Regions from separate parts of the Homo sapiens genome. Here region 2 is linked to region 1. A link is an interaction called in ENCODE POLR2A ChIA-PET data of the cell type or tissue named here. Cell type or tissue: PC-9. All regions are shown on one strand.

Region 1 (8,000 bases):
GAGAAGCACGATATCCCCAATTGTGCACTGCTGAAGGGCATTGTGAGCAAAGTACGTTTTTTGCTTATTATAATACTTTAATAAATGGGGATCCAGAACAAGCCTGATCACTCTCACTTTAGCAGTCTTTTGCATTTTTGTCCCAGTCACCTTCCCCATAATCCATTTGGCATGGACGGATAAACGAACTATGGACATTATGTGGCTATGGTCACCTCCGCCACTGCTTTGCAGCCATCTGACCTGTGGAGTGCCGGTCGCAGAATGATCCCCATTTTATTCTTGATGACATTCCTTGTTATGAAACCTGCTTTATCTGATAGAAATATAACTACCCCAACTTTCTTGTGTTCAGTGTTTTTTTGTTTTTTTGTTTGTTTGTTTTTTGTTTTTTTAGTATATCTGTGGCTATCTTTTTACTTTATTTTTAAGTTTTTTGTAGAGATGGGGTCTCACTATGTTGCCCAGGCTGGTCTCAAACTCCTGGGCTCAAGCAATCCTCCCGCCTCAGGCTCTCAAAGTGCTGGGATTACAGGTGTGAGCCACCATACCTTTGACTTTTAATATGTCTATGTCTTTATATTAAAAGTGGATTTCTTATAAACAGTGTGTAATTGGAGCTTATTTTCTTATCCACTATGACAATCTCTGTCTTTTAATTGGTGCATTTAGACCATTCACATTTAAAGTGACTTTGATATAGTCAGACTAATATCTACCATCTTTATAACTATTTTCTTTCGTATATTTATTTATTTAAATTGATACATATTAGATGTACATACTTTTGGGATACATGTGATAATTTGATGCATTTACATAATCGGATCAGGGTAATTAGAATATCCATCATCTTAAACATAAATCTTTTCTTTTAACTAGGAACATTTGAATTATTCTCCTCTAGCTATTTTGTTTTGTTTTGTTTTGCTTTTTTGAGACAGAGTCTTGCTCTGTCATCCAAGCTGGAGTGCAGTGGCACGATCTCAGCTCACTGCAACCTCTGCCTCCTGGGTTCAAGCAATTCTCCTGTCTCAGCCTCCCGAGTAGCTGGGACTACAGGCGCATGCCACCACGCCCAGCTAATTTTTGTATTTTTAGTAGAGATGGGGTTTCACCATATTGGTCAGGCTGGTCTTGAACTCCTGACCTCAGATGATCCACCTGCCTCGGCCTCCCAAAGTGCTGGGATTACAGGCGTGAGCCACCGCGCCCGGCCTCTTCTAGGTATTTTGGAATGTACAATTGATTCACGTTAACTTTAATCACTCTACTGATGATTGAAAACCAGGTCTTATTTCTTCTAAGTGTGTATTTGTGTCCATTTTTATAACTGTTTTCTATTTATTGCTCTTGTTCTTTGTTTTTTCCCTATTGTCTTTTTCTGCCTTCCCTGGTTTAAATTGAGCTTTTCATATGATTCCATTTTATCTCCTCTCCTAATGTATCAGTTGCAATGGTTGCCCTATACTTTATAATATACATTTTAATTAATTAATTTATTTTTGAGACCGGGTCTCACTTTGCCACCCAGGCTGGAGTGCAGTGGCTCAATCTCGGCTCACTGCAGCCTCGACCTTCTGGACTCAAGTGATCCTCCTACCTCAGCCCTGCAAGTAGCCGGGACTACAGATGCGTGCCATGCTGCCTGGCTAATTTTTGTATTTTTTTGTAGAGACAAGTTTTCACCATGTTGCCCAGGCTGGTCTCAAACCCCTGAGCTCAAGCTATCCTCCTGCCTCAGCTTCCCAAAGTGTCAGGATTACAGACATGAGCCACCACGCCCAGCCTATAACGTACATTTTTAACTAATGTAAGTCAACCTTCAACTAACACTATACTGCTTCATGAGTAGTGCAGGCATCTTATAACAGAGTATTTCTAATTTTTACTCCCCATGTCTCTGACCTCCAAAATGCTCTGGTGGCAGCTGTAGCGTATAGTTCAATGGGACTCCTGCTACGCCCCTGGCAAGAGTGTGCTCACCTCTTACACTGTAGAGCCCCAGGTTGTGGAGACTGAAAGCACAATGTCTTGCTACTAGTAGGTTATTGAGAATGATGGTTCTCCTGCTTTCACTCCTTGGTTCCTGCACCCATGTATTTTTCCTCTTGGCGAGATGGTGCCATATAGAGGTCTCTAATTTAGTGCTTACACTGCATCCTGGAGGATGCTACCACATCTTTGCAGAGTGTTGCTTCTGAGCTGGTGCTTCAGCTGCTCCTTGCCATTCCATCACTCTGTCAGGCCAGCTACTTATGAATGGTGTGGAATGTTGCATGCCTAGGGGATCCTATGGTCATAGGCACGCTCCCAAACTTCCTTTGCTATGAAATAAATTCCCTGTTTGGATGCTGTGCTGTGTTGGATTCCATGGTGTGGATCAGGCACTCCTTAAGCCCCTGGATGGTGGTGCTGGATGAGGTTCTGTGGGCAGGAAAGGCAAAACCATATTCAGAAAGAATGTCCATCCTGTGAGAATGAATTGCTGGCCCTTCCAGGATGGAAGAGGCCCCGTCATCCCCATTGCTAGTTATGAGCCCAGCTCTGTGATTGCCCCTCCTATCATCCACTCTGGCCTGCAGAGGAGAGCCACATTGAATTTACTGGTGATATGCTGGCATCCCTCTCTCCAGCACATTCCTTATGGACTGGGTGAACTGGATGTTCCCTGAGTCCTTCTGTACAAGAGAATCCTCCAGTGGGTCTTCTGGCCTCACATGACATACGCACTCCAGCGTGTCCACCTCCCTGAGCCTTCTCATTCCTTTCTTCACTATCTGCCAGGGCAATGTAGGCATTTCTACTGCACTTAGTGTCAGACAACATGTTTTTCATGCTTCTAGGATCTATCCTAGCATTGTGTTTGTGCTGTCTTCCAGGGCCCTTCCCCGGGTGTATACCAGGAGAGTACTCCTATATTGGTAAACTATCTTCTATCCAAATTTGTGTTCTGTCTCCTTGCTTATTACCTGGAATTCCTTGTTAGAGAAACTTTTTGGGTCTCTAGACATCAATTTCCAGTAGTCTCTAAATGTCTGTCCTTCGTGTAGAGTCATCTAAGTCTTAGGTCCTTTTGGGAGAAGGACTCAAACTATGGTTTATAATTGCCATGGTGATGTGTAGGGTTCTTCTTCCAGGGGACCTAGCCACCTCTTCAGTCAATGAGTCCTAAGTCTGATAACTCAGATCCAGGAACTAGGCAGGAGATCATGGCTTTTTATAGGAGTGTTGACCTTCAACCTCCTCCTCATCTATTGCCACTTAAAAATTATGTAATTAAACGATATTCTTGTTGGCAATCCACCTATTTTGCCTCTAGGGACAACATGCACTATTAATCCTCTTAACTCCTGGAGTGTCTTTGGCTGCTCCTCTGATTGCTAATCACTGTGGTCTAAGTGCAGCCTTCTGACTTCGGGCAGTTAAACACAGTCACTCGGCCCTTATAACTTTGGCTTCCATTAACAAGCCCAGCTCTGTGATTGCCTCTCCTGTAGTCCACCTTGGCCTGCAGAGGAGCAACACCATGGAACATCTTGGTGATGCTGGCACCCCTTTCACCAGGGCATTCCACATGGCGTTGGTAAATCGTGCATCTCCTGAGCCCTCCTGTGCAACATAATTCTCTGGCTGGTCTTCGGGCCTCAGGTTATATAACCACTCCAGCATATTCACCTTCCTGCGCTACTTAGTTCCTTTCATTACCATCTGTCCTGGCAATTTAGGCATTTCACCCTCACTCAATGTGAGTTATCACTTTCCCCAGGGTTCTAGGGGCCACCCTGACTGCCAGTTTACACCAACTCCTAGGGTCCTTGCCACAGTGCTAAGTCCTGTATTCCTGGACAGTGCCCCCAAATCAATAAACTCTCCCTTACCTAGTCTTATGTTCTGGCCCCATTGCTCAAACACTCTAAATCCAGTCCGTGGGACCTCTCTGACTCCTAGTATATGTTGGCTAGATCTTACAACTCCTTTGGGGTATAGATCTTTTCCTTTCTTACCAGGCCCAGCGCATCCCTGGCAGGCTTACACCCTGACTTAACCCTACTTACTGGTCTTATAGCCAGGAGAAAAGGTGGAGGCAGATCTTGGTGCCTTATAAGGGAAAGGCCTTTGTGCTGTCTTCCCACAAAGGATGGGGTGGATGCCAGCCCTTAATAGGGAGAGATGAGTTACTGCTGCAGGCTCTAAAGGTTCAGAGCAGTCTGAGGAGTCAAAATCTTTGGGAGCACCCACTTAGACATTCCCATGCTGTTTGCCACGATCCTGGGTTTGCCTAACTGGAGTGCTGACTTGAGTATCGTGGACCTGGCTTGGATGAGTATACAGTCACCTTTGAAGCTTGGTCATTCTGAGTTTGATCTCTAGGTTTTTCTGCTGTCTCACTGAACGAGATAAGAACATCTTTATGAGCTACCAAAGAGGTCCTCTGGCCTTCATGCTTAGTTTTCAATAGTTAACTGCCCTCAGCCACTTAATTGTCCCTTCATATGGTGTCTGTGCACCTTAATGACAGCCAGCCAAGTCCACAGTCCTTCTATGCAAAGTTATTCATCTCTACTCTTCATTGCACCTGCCAGAGCATTTTCTTTTTACCAGAACACTCTCCCAAGTTACTACCAGTGACAGTTTTAGCAGTTGGGCCACCATCTTGTACCAGGGACTATCCATGGTCCACATACTACTTGGGAAGAAGTCCTCATTTCATTTCATTAAGTGATCCAGTGCCAAAACCCCAATCATCTCCTGCTTTCTCAGACCAATCCTGGTACCAATTGTGTCAGTTCAGGTCCTCTGGGAAGCAGATACTGAGACAGAATTAGCAGTGTAAGAAGTTTATTGGGGTCTGCTTGTGAATTACAAAAGGGGAGGAAGCAAGATTGGGCAGGAAATGCCTCAGACCATGACACAGACTTGACACTTGCGGATAGAAAGGGGAAAGGCAGTATAGTTGGGAAGGGAGAGTCTCAGATGACAATGCAGATCTGACAATGCCAAATCTCTGAGTCAGGATGCCCCAGGACTCAGTCCTTGGCCCTTCTCCCTTCTCTAGCCCCACTTACTCCCTTGCTAATAATCCTTTCCAGTTCCAGGGCTATAAATACCACCTATACTGATGACTCCCAAATTTCTATCTCCAGCCCACGCCTTTCTCCTGAGCTCTAAGCTTATATATTGTTTCCCACTTGAAGATTTACTGATTCCCAACTTAACATGTCTAAAACTGAACTTTTGCTTCCTACCCTGACCCATTTCATTCTTCCTAGATTCTTCCACACCTCAGTCAATAGCTCCCACTATTCACTCAGTTTCCCAGTTAGTCATCTTTGACTTTTTTTCTCTCTCTTATTTCCCAAGCATATCAAGTTCTAATAGCCCTTCTGTTCTTTACCCATGCCAACATATTTCTACATCAAGACCCTTGCACATGCAGTTTCTTCTGCCTGAAATGAGCTTCCCTGTCTTCACATAGAGATCCTTCTCTTCCTTCAACTTTCCAGTTTAAATATTGTCTCTCCAGAGAGGACGTCTATGAATACTCTCTTATACTCTCTCCTAGCACCCTGTCTTTTCTTTTCTTTTCTTTTCTTTTCTTTCTTTCTTTCTTTCATTCTTTTTTTTTGAGATGGAGTTTCACTCTTGTCACCTAGGCTGGAGTGCAATGGCACTTTCTCGGTGCACTGCAACCTCCACCTCCCAGGTTCAAGTGATTCTCCTGCCTCAGCCTCCAGAGTAGCTGGGACCACAGGTGTGCACCACCACGCCCGGCTAATTTTTGTGTTTTTAGTAGAGACAAGATTTTACCATGTTGGCTAGCCTGGTCTTAAACTCCTGATCTCAGGTGATCCGCCCGCTTCGGCCTCCCAAACTGCTGGGATTACAGGTGTAAGCCACTGCACCCGGCCACACCCTGTATTTTCTTAATATCACTTAACAAGTTTGTGGCTATGTATTTATCTTTTTTTTGTTAATGTCTGTCTCCTTCATTAGCATGTAAGCTCCACCAGGGTAGGGGATTGTCTGTTTTGTTCCCTACTGTGCCATGTAGTGTGTTCAATGAATATTTGTTGAATGAATAAATGAATTAAATATATTTCCAACAATTTATTGTCTTCTGTCATTGAATTGAACCATTTTAAAAATTGTGTATTAGAGAAGTAAAGAAGTGCCCTTAAGGACATCTAGTCCAGTATTATGCTGGACAATGTCAATGCTTCATTAACTAATGCTGCATTCATTACCTAAGGCTGTTATAACATAGTGGCACAAACTGAGCACAGAAATGTATTGTCTCACAGATCTAGGGAACAGAAGTCTGAAATCAAGGGGTCAGCAAGGTTGGTTTCTTATGAAGGCTGAGAGAGAGAATCTTTTCTATGCCTCTTTCATTGCTTCTGGGGGTTTGCAGCCAATCTTTGGCATTCCTTGGCTTGTAGATGCATTGCTTCAATCTCTGCCTTCATCTTTCTTCACGTGGCTTTCTCCCCATGTCTCGGTCTCTGTCCGAACATTCCATTAAAAAAAAATTTATGGCCAGGTGCGGTGGCTCACGCCTGTAACCCCAGCACTTTGGGAGGCCAAGGCGGGTGGATCACCTGAGGTCAGGAGTTTGAGACCAGCCTGACCAATATGGTGAAACCCCATCTCTACTAAAAATACAAAAATTAGCTGGGCGTGGTGGCGTGTGTCTGTAGTCCCAGCTACTTGGGAGGCTGAGGCAGAAGAATCGCTTGAACCTGGGAGGCGGAGGTTGCAGTGAGCCGATATCATACCACTGCACTCCAGCCTGGGCAACAGAGCAAGACTCCATCTCAAAAAAAAAATTATTTTAAGTTCCGGTATACACGTGCAGGACGGACAGGTTTGTTACATAGGTAAATGTGTGCCATAGTGGTTTGCTGCACAGATCAACCCATTAGCTAGATATTAAGCCCCCCATGCATTAGCTATTTATCCTGATGCTCTCCCTCCCCCCAAGAAGATTCTGTATCCAGGGCCCTTGAGCCACTGCTCCGCCCACTCCCACACTGTGGAGTGTACTTTCGTTTTCAATGAATCTCTGCTTTCCTTGCTTCATTCTTTCCTTGCTTTATTTGTGTGTTTTGTCCAATTCTTTGTTCAAAATGCCAAGAACCTGGACACCCTCCACCCGTGACAGAACAGAATAGAGAACCCAGAAATAAAACTGCATACCTACAGCCATCTGATCTTTGACAAACCTGACAAAAACAAGCAATGAGGAAAGAATTCCCTATTCAATAAATACTGCTGGAATAACTGGCTAGCAATATGCAGAAGATTGAAACTAAACCGCTTCCTTATACCATATCATACAAAAATTAACTCAAGATGAACCAAAGACTTAAATGTAAAACCCAAAACTATAAAATCCCTGGAAGACAACCTAGGCAATACCACTCAGGACATAGGCACAGGGAAAGATTTCATGACAAAGACACCAAAAGCAATTGCAACACAAGCAAAAATTGACAAAGGAGAGCTAATTAAATGAAAGAACTTCTGCACAGCAAAAGAAACTATCAACAGAGTAAACAGACAACCTACAGAACGGGAGAACATTTTTGCAAACTATGCATCTGACAAAGGTCTAATATCCAGCATCTATAAGGAACTTAAACAAATTTACAAGAAAAAACTAAACGACCCTATTAAAAAGTGGGTAAAGGACATGAACAGACATTTTTCAAAAGAAGACATACGTATGAACAACAAGCATATGAAGAAAAGCTCAATATCACTGATCATTAGAGAAATGCAAACCAAAACCACAATGAGGTACCATCTCAAGCCAGTCTGTATGGCTATGATAAAAAGGAAAAAAAAAAAAGCAGACACTGGCAAGGTTGCAGAGAAAAGGGAACACTTGTACACTATTGGTGGGAGTGTAAATTAGTTCACCCATTGCAGAAAGCAGTATGGTGATTCCTGAAAGAGCTAAAAGTAGAACTACCATTCAACCCAGCAATCTCATT
Region 2 (8,000 bases), 260 kb after region 1:
AAAAATTTTTGTAGAGATGAGGTTTTGCCATATTGCCCAGCCTCAACTCAAAACTCCTGGGCTCAAGTGATCCTCCTGCCTTTGCCTCCCAAAGTGCTGGGATTACAGGCTTGAGCCACTGTACCCGGCCTGAAATTTTCATGTAGTCAGATGTTTCAGTCTTTTCTTTATGGCTCTGTGTGTTTATCAAAACAATTTTGTCTCCCTGGGCACACCCGTGAATAGTAATAGGCATCCAGAGTTAATGGGCCCCAACCCACAAAACAATAGATCAGGTTTTTTGCATTTGTCTTTTTTTGGTAACAGCTTTATTGAGCTATAATTCACATACTATACAAGTCACCTATTTAAAGTATACAATTCAATGGTTTTAAATACAGTCACAGATTTGTGCAACCATCACCACGATCAATTTTAGAACATTTTCATCATCTCAAAAAGAAACCTTATCTGGGCACAGTGGCTCATGCCTGTAATCCCAGGACTTTGGGACGCCAAGGCAGGAGAATTGCTTGAGCTCAGGAGTTCTAGTTCAACATAGCAAGACCCTGTCCGTACTAAAAATTCAAAAATTAGTTGGGTGTTGTGGCATGCGCCTGTAGTCCCAACTACTTGGGAGACTGAGGTGAGAGTTTTGCCTGAGCCTGGGAGGTTGAGGCTGCAGTAAGCTGCGATCACACCACTGCACTCCAGCCTGAGTAACAGAGCAAGATCCTGTAAAAAAACAAAAAACAAAAAACAAGCAAACAAAAAAACAAAACAAAAAAGAAATCTTGTACACTTTACCAACGCCCCCCCCACCAAAACAAAACAAAACAAAAAACATCCTCCCAGCCCTGAGCAAGACATTCTCTGTGTCTACGTATTTGCCTATTCTGGACATTTTATGTAAATGGAATCATTTGGAATCATTGTCTTTTTTAAAGGAAGGATAATTCTCTGTAATGGCAATTCCATTTGTATATTTTTTCTAGGCTATTTTAAGAATATAACTGAAGGATAAGGGGTAGGGTGAAAGGATTGCATTACGCCCTGAATATCAAATGATGATATTTTGCTTTTTTGCTTTGTATTTTATTTTAGTCATCCTACAATGGCTGAATCACTAAGTGAAATTTCTGACAGTCTGGATGTTCTGGAGGCCGGTGATGAGGGTAAGTAACCCAATAAAACTTTGATAACCAGAATTAGATTTGTTTACTGTGTTTATTTAGCTCCTAGGACAAAGAAGCAAGGCACAAGAAAACAAGTTCAGATCATTAGACTCAGTCACGTTTACTTTTCAGTTTTCTAATTTCTTCTTTGGCACCTCCAACTCTGATAGTCAAAGATTTGCCTGAGGTCCTGCAATCTTCTTTGAAAATGGTTACCAGGTTTTACTTACTAAGGCTTTTTCTGCTTCATCAGAAAAAACCAATCAGAACAGACCATGATCTGACAAATTCAGCTGAGGTTTTGCTGTAGATAGTAATTCAGATCTAAGAAAGAGATTAATTTGTTGAGGAGTAAAAGGAGGTAGAAACAAAAGATGCCTCCACAGGCTTCTGTTAAATAGGATTAAATTTACAAAAATTCTCTTTGGCAAAACTTACTCGTGTATCCATTGCCTAAATTGTGGCACAATCTATGAGTGATAGGTGATCATGCATGGAATAATTAGAAAGGGAGGCAAATGTCACTAAACAATGATAAGCTTTACACACACACACACAATAAAAAGGAAATCATAAGATGCAATGTGAGACATTGAGTGTAAAGACAGAATTGAATTGAACAGTTCTTTGGGTTGTTCTTCCATTCTTTTGCTGAGTTTTCTTTAGTGGTGTATGGTACAGAAAACTTTGTCTGGAAGAACAGAGGGAAACCTCCTTGTGGCTTCCTGGGGGCCTGGCTTCACACATGATGTGGGGCAGGGGATGCTGAGAGCCTGATCACAGATTCTTAATGGCAGTGCTTGGGTCTTCTTCATCTCTGTGTTATCACTGTTTAGTATTGTGTCTCAGAGAGAGAGAGAGACAGAGAGAAAAAGAGAGAAAGAGATTAGGCACTCCAAAATATTTAATGAATGAATGAATGAATAAATGAGTGAAAGGCCTTCTCACCAAAGCAAACCCAACTACCAAACCAATTGACTTTTTGGATATGAACTAAACAGATGCCTATAAAAGAAGGTGGCAGCACAGGATATCTTGATGAAGAGTGGTAGCAACGAAATGCCTTTTCTCTGTTCTCAAGTTTGTTTTTTGTAAGACCAAATATTTGAGTACAGTTTTAGAAGTTTTAGAACTAGTCAGGGCTGGCCAGAGAATAAGGTGGCTGTTGGGAGGTTAAAGGGAAGAAAGTTTAGTTAGAAATGTTTTCTTTCCAGCTGGGCGTGGTGGCTCACGCCTGTAATCTCAGCACTTTGGGAGGCCGAGGTGGCTGGATCACTTGAGGTCAGGAGTTCAAGACCAGCCTGGTCAACACGGTGAAACCCTGTCTCTACTAAAAATATTTTTAAAAATTAGCCAGGTGTGGTTGCAGGCGTCTGTAGTTCCAGCTACTCGGGAGGCTGAGGCAAAAGAATCACTTGAAACTGGGAGGTGGAAGTTGCAGCAAGCTGAGATCGCGCCACTGTACTCCAGCCTGGGCTACAGAGCAAGACTCCATCTCAAAAAAAAAAAAAAAAAAAAAATGCCGGGCGCGCTGGCTCACGCCTGTAATCCCAGCACGTTGGGAGGCCTAGGCGGGCAGATCACGAGGTCAGGAGACCATCCTGTCTAACACGGTGAAACCCTGTCTCTATTAAAAATACAAAAAATTAGCTGGGCGTGGTGGCGGATGCCTGTAGTCCCAGCTTCTTGGGAGGCTGAGGCAGAAGAATGGCGTGAACCCGGGAGGTGGAGGTTGCAGTGAGCCGAGATTGCATCACTGCACTCTAGCCTGGGTGACAGTGCGAGACTCCGTCTCAAAAAAAAAAAATAATAAATAAAAACTAAAAAAATAAATTTCTTTCCAAGCAGCAATGCAAAAGAACAAAGTCATCATTATGCGATGTATTTTAAAAGCTCATTCATTTCAATTCAGATGGGCTGCCTGTATGCATTGTGGATAAGCAAATATACAACTTAGAGGCAACCATTTCTCATTAGATTTAGCTGTGTTTTCTTCCCTGGAGAAAAAACAGCCTTCAATGAGCTGTTTTCTGGCATGTGACACACTGCAGACCATGACTGGATGAGTATGTTGAAAGTTACTTGCTGCTTGGGAATGCATAGTCTTTGGGCTGAGACAGGGAAATCAGTGGCTTTGTTATAGAAGTCCAGACAGCTGTCAGCTCTCAGCTGTCAGCTCACTGACTGCAACTGCTGTACCCTGTGATGGCATAAGTTATCCAGTGTATAGGTGACCCATATAAACATTGCTGGGTACAAATGTGAGTTTTTACCCATACCTGCTGTCTAGATCTCTCTACTCTTTGTGCTTTTCCTAGATTTTGAAAAACAGCCTGTGGAGGGCTTAGCTGCTGGTGATTGAAAGGTGCCCCCACCACACTTTAAAAAAGAAAGCTTCAAAGGCCAAATTTATAGACTTGAATATATGGCAACCATCTCAGATTCCATTAGGGTTTCAAAAGCAACATAGCACATGGACAGTACCCAGCTTTGTATCTCACTCCCAGGGCTGAGACCAGGGCTCGTCTTCATTCATGGGATAGTGGGGGTGGGGGGTGTTGGATACAGTTAGGGATAGGGCGGTCTCCTAATGGAAAGCAGGCTGAAGACATAGACCCTTGCTACTGACATTGTATGTCTGGCAATGGGTTGTCACAAAGGCCGTATCCAGCTTTCAAGCCACTGACCTAGAGCAACAGCAGCCAACCTACCATATTTGGCAGTTACCATCTCTCCGTGTCTCCCCAGCTCCCTGCTAACAAAGCTATACCACCACCACACTCAGAGCCACACTACAGGATGGAATGGAAACATTCTTTTTCTTCTAGGGTCCATGGTTAAAAGAGACACCCATTGCTTTAGCTATTTTTGAATCTTTGCGGGAAAATAAGTTGTTTCTGCCCAGAAAAGAATGGAAAATTGGGGGGAAATTGGACTATATGCATACTTAACTTTCAGCACCTGTTACAGTTCCAAAGTCACTAGTCATTTTGTTAATTTAGGAACATAAAAATGTGTTAATGTACAATTTTTCTGCTCATACAATGATTGTTTGTTGAATTCATTATTACAGCCTAAATAGTTTATTAGACATGTTTTTATCCAGTTAGTCAGTGTTTATAGATTGTGTCACAAATGGCTATTAGCTGCTGACTCTCTTCTCCCTGTCTTTGCTGGATTATTAGAAGCAGGTTTGCAACTCAGGAATTGCTAGGGAATCCTAGCTTTGCTTTCCTCTCTTCCACTATGGGATTTTGAAGCAAGAGGGGCAACAATTGCTGTGTTTCTAAATCTTCTGAGCATAAAGTTGTTCCCCTTTCAGAAGGCCAGAATGAGATCCACCTGTCAAGAATCAATAAATCGTCTGGGCACAGTAGCTCATACCTGTAATCCTGGCACCTTGGGAGGCAGAGGTAGAAGGATCTCACTTCCTTGCCCAGGGGAGAGTACAGTGGCATTGTCATAGCTCACTGCAGCTTCAACCTCCTGGGCTCAAGCAATCCCCCTGTTTCAGCCTCCTGAGTAGCTGGGAGTGCAGGCACTAACCACCACCCCCAGCTAATTTTTCTTTTCTTTTCTTTCTTTCTTTTTTTTTTTTTTTTTTTTGAGATGGAGTCTCACTCTGTCACCCAGGCTGGAGTGTAATGGCTGGATCTGGGCTCACTGCAAGCTCTGCCTCCCGGGTTCGTGCCATTCTCCTGCCTCAGCCTCCCGAGTAGCTGGGACTACAGGCACCTGCCACCGCGCCCAGCTAATTTTTTGTATTTTTAGTAGAGACGGGGTTTCACCGTGTTAGCCAGAATGGTCTCCACCTCCTGACCTCGTGATCCGCCCGCCTCGGCCTCCCAAAGTGCTGGGATTACAGGCGTGAGCCACCGCGCCCGGCCTTTTTTATTTTCAATACAGATGAGGTCTGGCTATGTTGATCAGGCTGGTCTCGAACTCCTGAGCTCAAGCAATCCTCCTGCCTTGGCTTCCCAAAGTGCTGGGATTACAGGTGTGAGCCACCATGCCCAGCCTTAAATATTTTATTATTGTAGAAATTATTTTTTTCTGAAAACACTTTTAAAAGGGATCTTGCAGAAAATATACGTTTCCTATTTCATTTTCATTTTTTATTCTTTCTCTCTTTAGGTAGAATTGCCAAGTTTTCCCAACCATGCCCCTATATAGGCAAATTCTAGTAGATAAGAAATTGCCCAAGTCATCCAAAACAGAAATTACTTAAGCAGCAATTATCAAGCAAACAGTTCTATAATCTTTCGTTGCTCTACTCCATGCTGGCTTCTGCCTCCAATTATGCATATTGTACAGTTCACTATTCAGTTATAGATATGGGGCTGCTTCTAATGAGATAGAATTGAATCCAGCCCTGATAAACAAGTAATTACTGAGTCCCTAACACTAGCTCACATTTATTGAACACTTACTACATGCCAGATCATATGCTAAGCTCTTTACCTATGTCATCTATAATTTGCATCAACTCCTTATAAGGGCCAGTGTTTAAATTATCGTATGCTGAAGGATGACTCTGTTCAGTGGTCTCAAGTCAAAGGAAGTGACAAGCTGTGTTGGTATTCTGCGCTCCCCAGTGGACACAGCTGTTACTGCATGCCTTGCACTGTGCTAGTTGCTAAGGGGGATGCTAAGGAGGGCTTGCCTACAGCCTTGATGTAGGGGCGGTAGCTAAGACATAGGGAGCTATAACTTCTTTCTTTCTCACGGATACCCAGAACATGGTAAGTACTTGACCTTAATAAATATTTGTTGAATAGATGAATGAACGAATGAATGAGTGAGGAGGCTAAGAACATTCAGATGCAAAACTTTTGATGCTAACAGCCAAGTTTTAGGTGTTCAGAAGATAGAGAGAAGCATGAGTTTCACTGATTGGTGGGAAACTGGACTTAAGGCAGGCCTTGAAGTTTAGGAACCTTTACCCTGGCAGGCTCAGGAGTAATCGGTGCACAAATAAGTCATAGCATTTCAAAGCTAAAGGAACTCTAGTTCAGCATTTCTCAAAGTGTTTTTTGCCAGACATTCCGCTTACATACATTGGGAGATAATATTGTTGCCTGGTTTCTTGGAACTTCACCATATACATAACCATTTTGAAGTTTCAGAAAAGTTTTGTTGAAAAGCAGGCTACTGAACTTTGTCTAATCCAGAATTTTCCAGATTGACTGGACTACGGATCCCTTTCTCATACAACAAATCTTATGAGCATCCCTCTGAACACACTTTGGGAGATGCTGATCAGGTGCAATTCTTTAATTTTCCTGCTGAGTCCCAGAGAGGTTGAGTGACCTACTCCAGGTCACAGAGCTAATTGATAGTGAATTCAAGCCTAGGATTCCAGAATTTTCTGACTCTTGGATGGTGCTTTCCATTACACCATTAAGCCTTTCATGATGGCTGCTGCATTGGCAACTCCCTTGTCTGGACCCTTCATTGCCAGCACAGAATTGCTGTGCTGATGAGACCTTCTGGAGACCAGACAGTTGAGACTTGGAATGAGACAACTTAGTTGGCACTTGTTGCATGTGAAATCAATAAGAGCTAATTCCTTCCCTTTGAAGAATGCAGCACGAGCCCTCTCCCCCTTCTCCCCTTTAGTTTCTTAATAAGCACAATAAAGACATATGTGCTTATTAAGAAACTAAAGAGGCCCGGCGTGGTGGCTCATGCCTGTAATTGTAGCACTTTGGGAGGCCAAGGCGGGTGGATCACTTGAGCCCAAGAGTTCGCGTTTGAGACTAGAACTCAACTCTAGTTCTAGAACTCAACTCTAGTTTCTAGAGCGTCGTCTCTACAAAAAATCCAAAAATTAGCCACGTGTGGTGGTGCGTGCTTATAGTCCCAGCTACTGGGGTGGGACTGAGGTGCAAGGTGCAAGGTGCGAGGATGGCTTGAGCCCAGGAGGTGGAAGTTGCAGTGGGCCGTGATCATGCCATCACACTCCAGCCTGGGTGATAGAGTGAGGCTCTGTCTCAAAAAAAAAAAAAAAAAGTAAAGCCCAAACAGACAGCACCTTAAGGGCATTTAAAACTCACACTCCTCACTGCTGCCCTGGTAATTATTATAGATAGAGCAAACTCTCATTTATCTGCATGTGCAAAGGGCAGCAGCCCTGTAGATAATCCAAACCAATTGGCAAGACTTGAAGAACACACACAATGATCATCATCACACACACACACACACACACACTCCTTGAAAAACTCTTTGGTATCTGATTTTGACATGCCTTTTACACAGGCAGCTTCTTTGCCTGGGCAGCCCTTTCTTCTTTCTGATTCCCGGCCATCTCCCTTGCTCATAAATTCCTTCCTCAAGGAAGTGTTCCTGGACTGCACTAACCAACCGCACTCACTCTTTGGGTCTGCATCCTTTGAGCACGCAGGCTAGGAAGTATCAACTGCCACTTAGACTTGGATTTCTAAGGGTTCTGAAGTGTTTTTCACATGTGGGAGCTTGGCTCTCCTATTGGATTGCAATGACTCCAGCCACTGGGGTAGAGTCAGGGGAGTACTAAGTGCTTTCATTGCCTCAATCATTGCTTCACATGAATGAACTTCTTAGGACAAAGAAAGAGGTGTATATGTTAATAGCTGAAATTGAGAGGCAAGTGAATTCCTAGTGAGTTTGGCCTGAATAGCAGCTGCCCAGAGATGACAAGCTGTGGCCTGGGCTTCTGCTTTTACCAGTAACTCAGACACTTTGTTACTGAGTTATTAAGGGGACGACTAATCAAATGAATGTTGAAGGGTGCTGTCAGCATTGGGGTTGAGTCCAAGCTCTGCAGGACACCTGGGTGGGATCATGGTCCTCTTTCCTCTCATG

Evidence for each region. Peaks named below come from ENCODE experiments on the same cell type or tissue, not always from the same donor. Only the 100,000 strongest peaks of a DNase experiment are listed, where the experiment ranks them.
Region 2: POLR2A ChIA-PET joins it to region 1 with 8 read pairs; 2 of 35 experiments call an interaction of 5 or more read pairs at or near these places.

The regions. Positions count from the first base shown.
Region 1 is chrX:119,371,910-119,379,909 of GRCh38, reverse strand. It overlaps the pseudogene MRPS17P9. Among named protein-coding and RNA genes, the nearest start is that of SLC25A43, 23 kb to the left of the region's middle. In PC-9, no CTCF peak of the experiment used is centred here; no DNase peak of the experiment used is centred here; H3K27ac peaks cover 1,217 bases.
Region 2 is chrX:119,116,736-119,124,735 of GRCh38, reverse strand. It overlaps KIAA1210, which reads left to right. Exons shown (of 12, transcript NM_001394962.1): 2 at 1,084-1,154. The coding sequence starts at 1,094. Among named protein-coding and RNA genes, the nearest start is that of KIAA1210, 7.1 kb to the left of the region's middle. In PC-9, CTCF peaks have their summits at 5,536 and 5,742; a DNase peak (open chromatin) is centred at 5,745; H3K27me3 peaks cover 1,134 bases.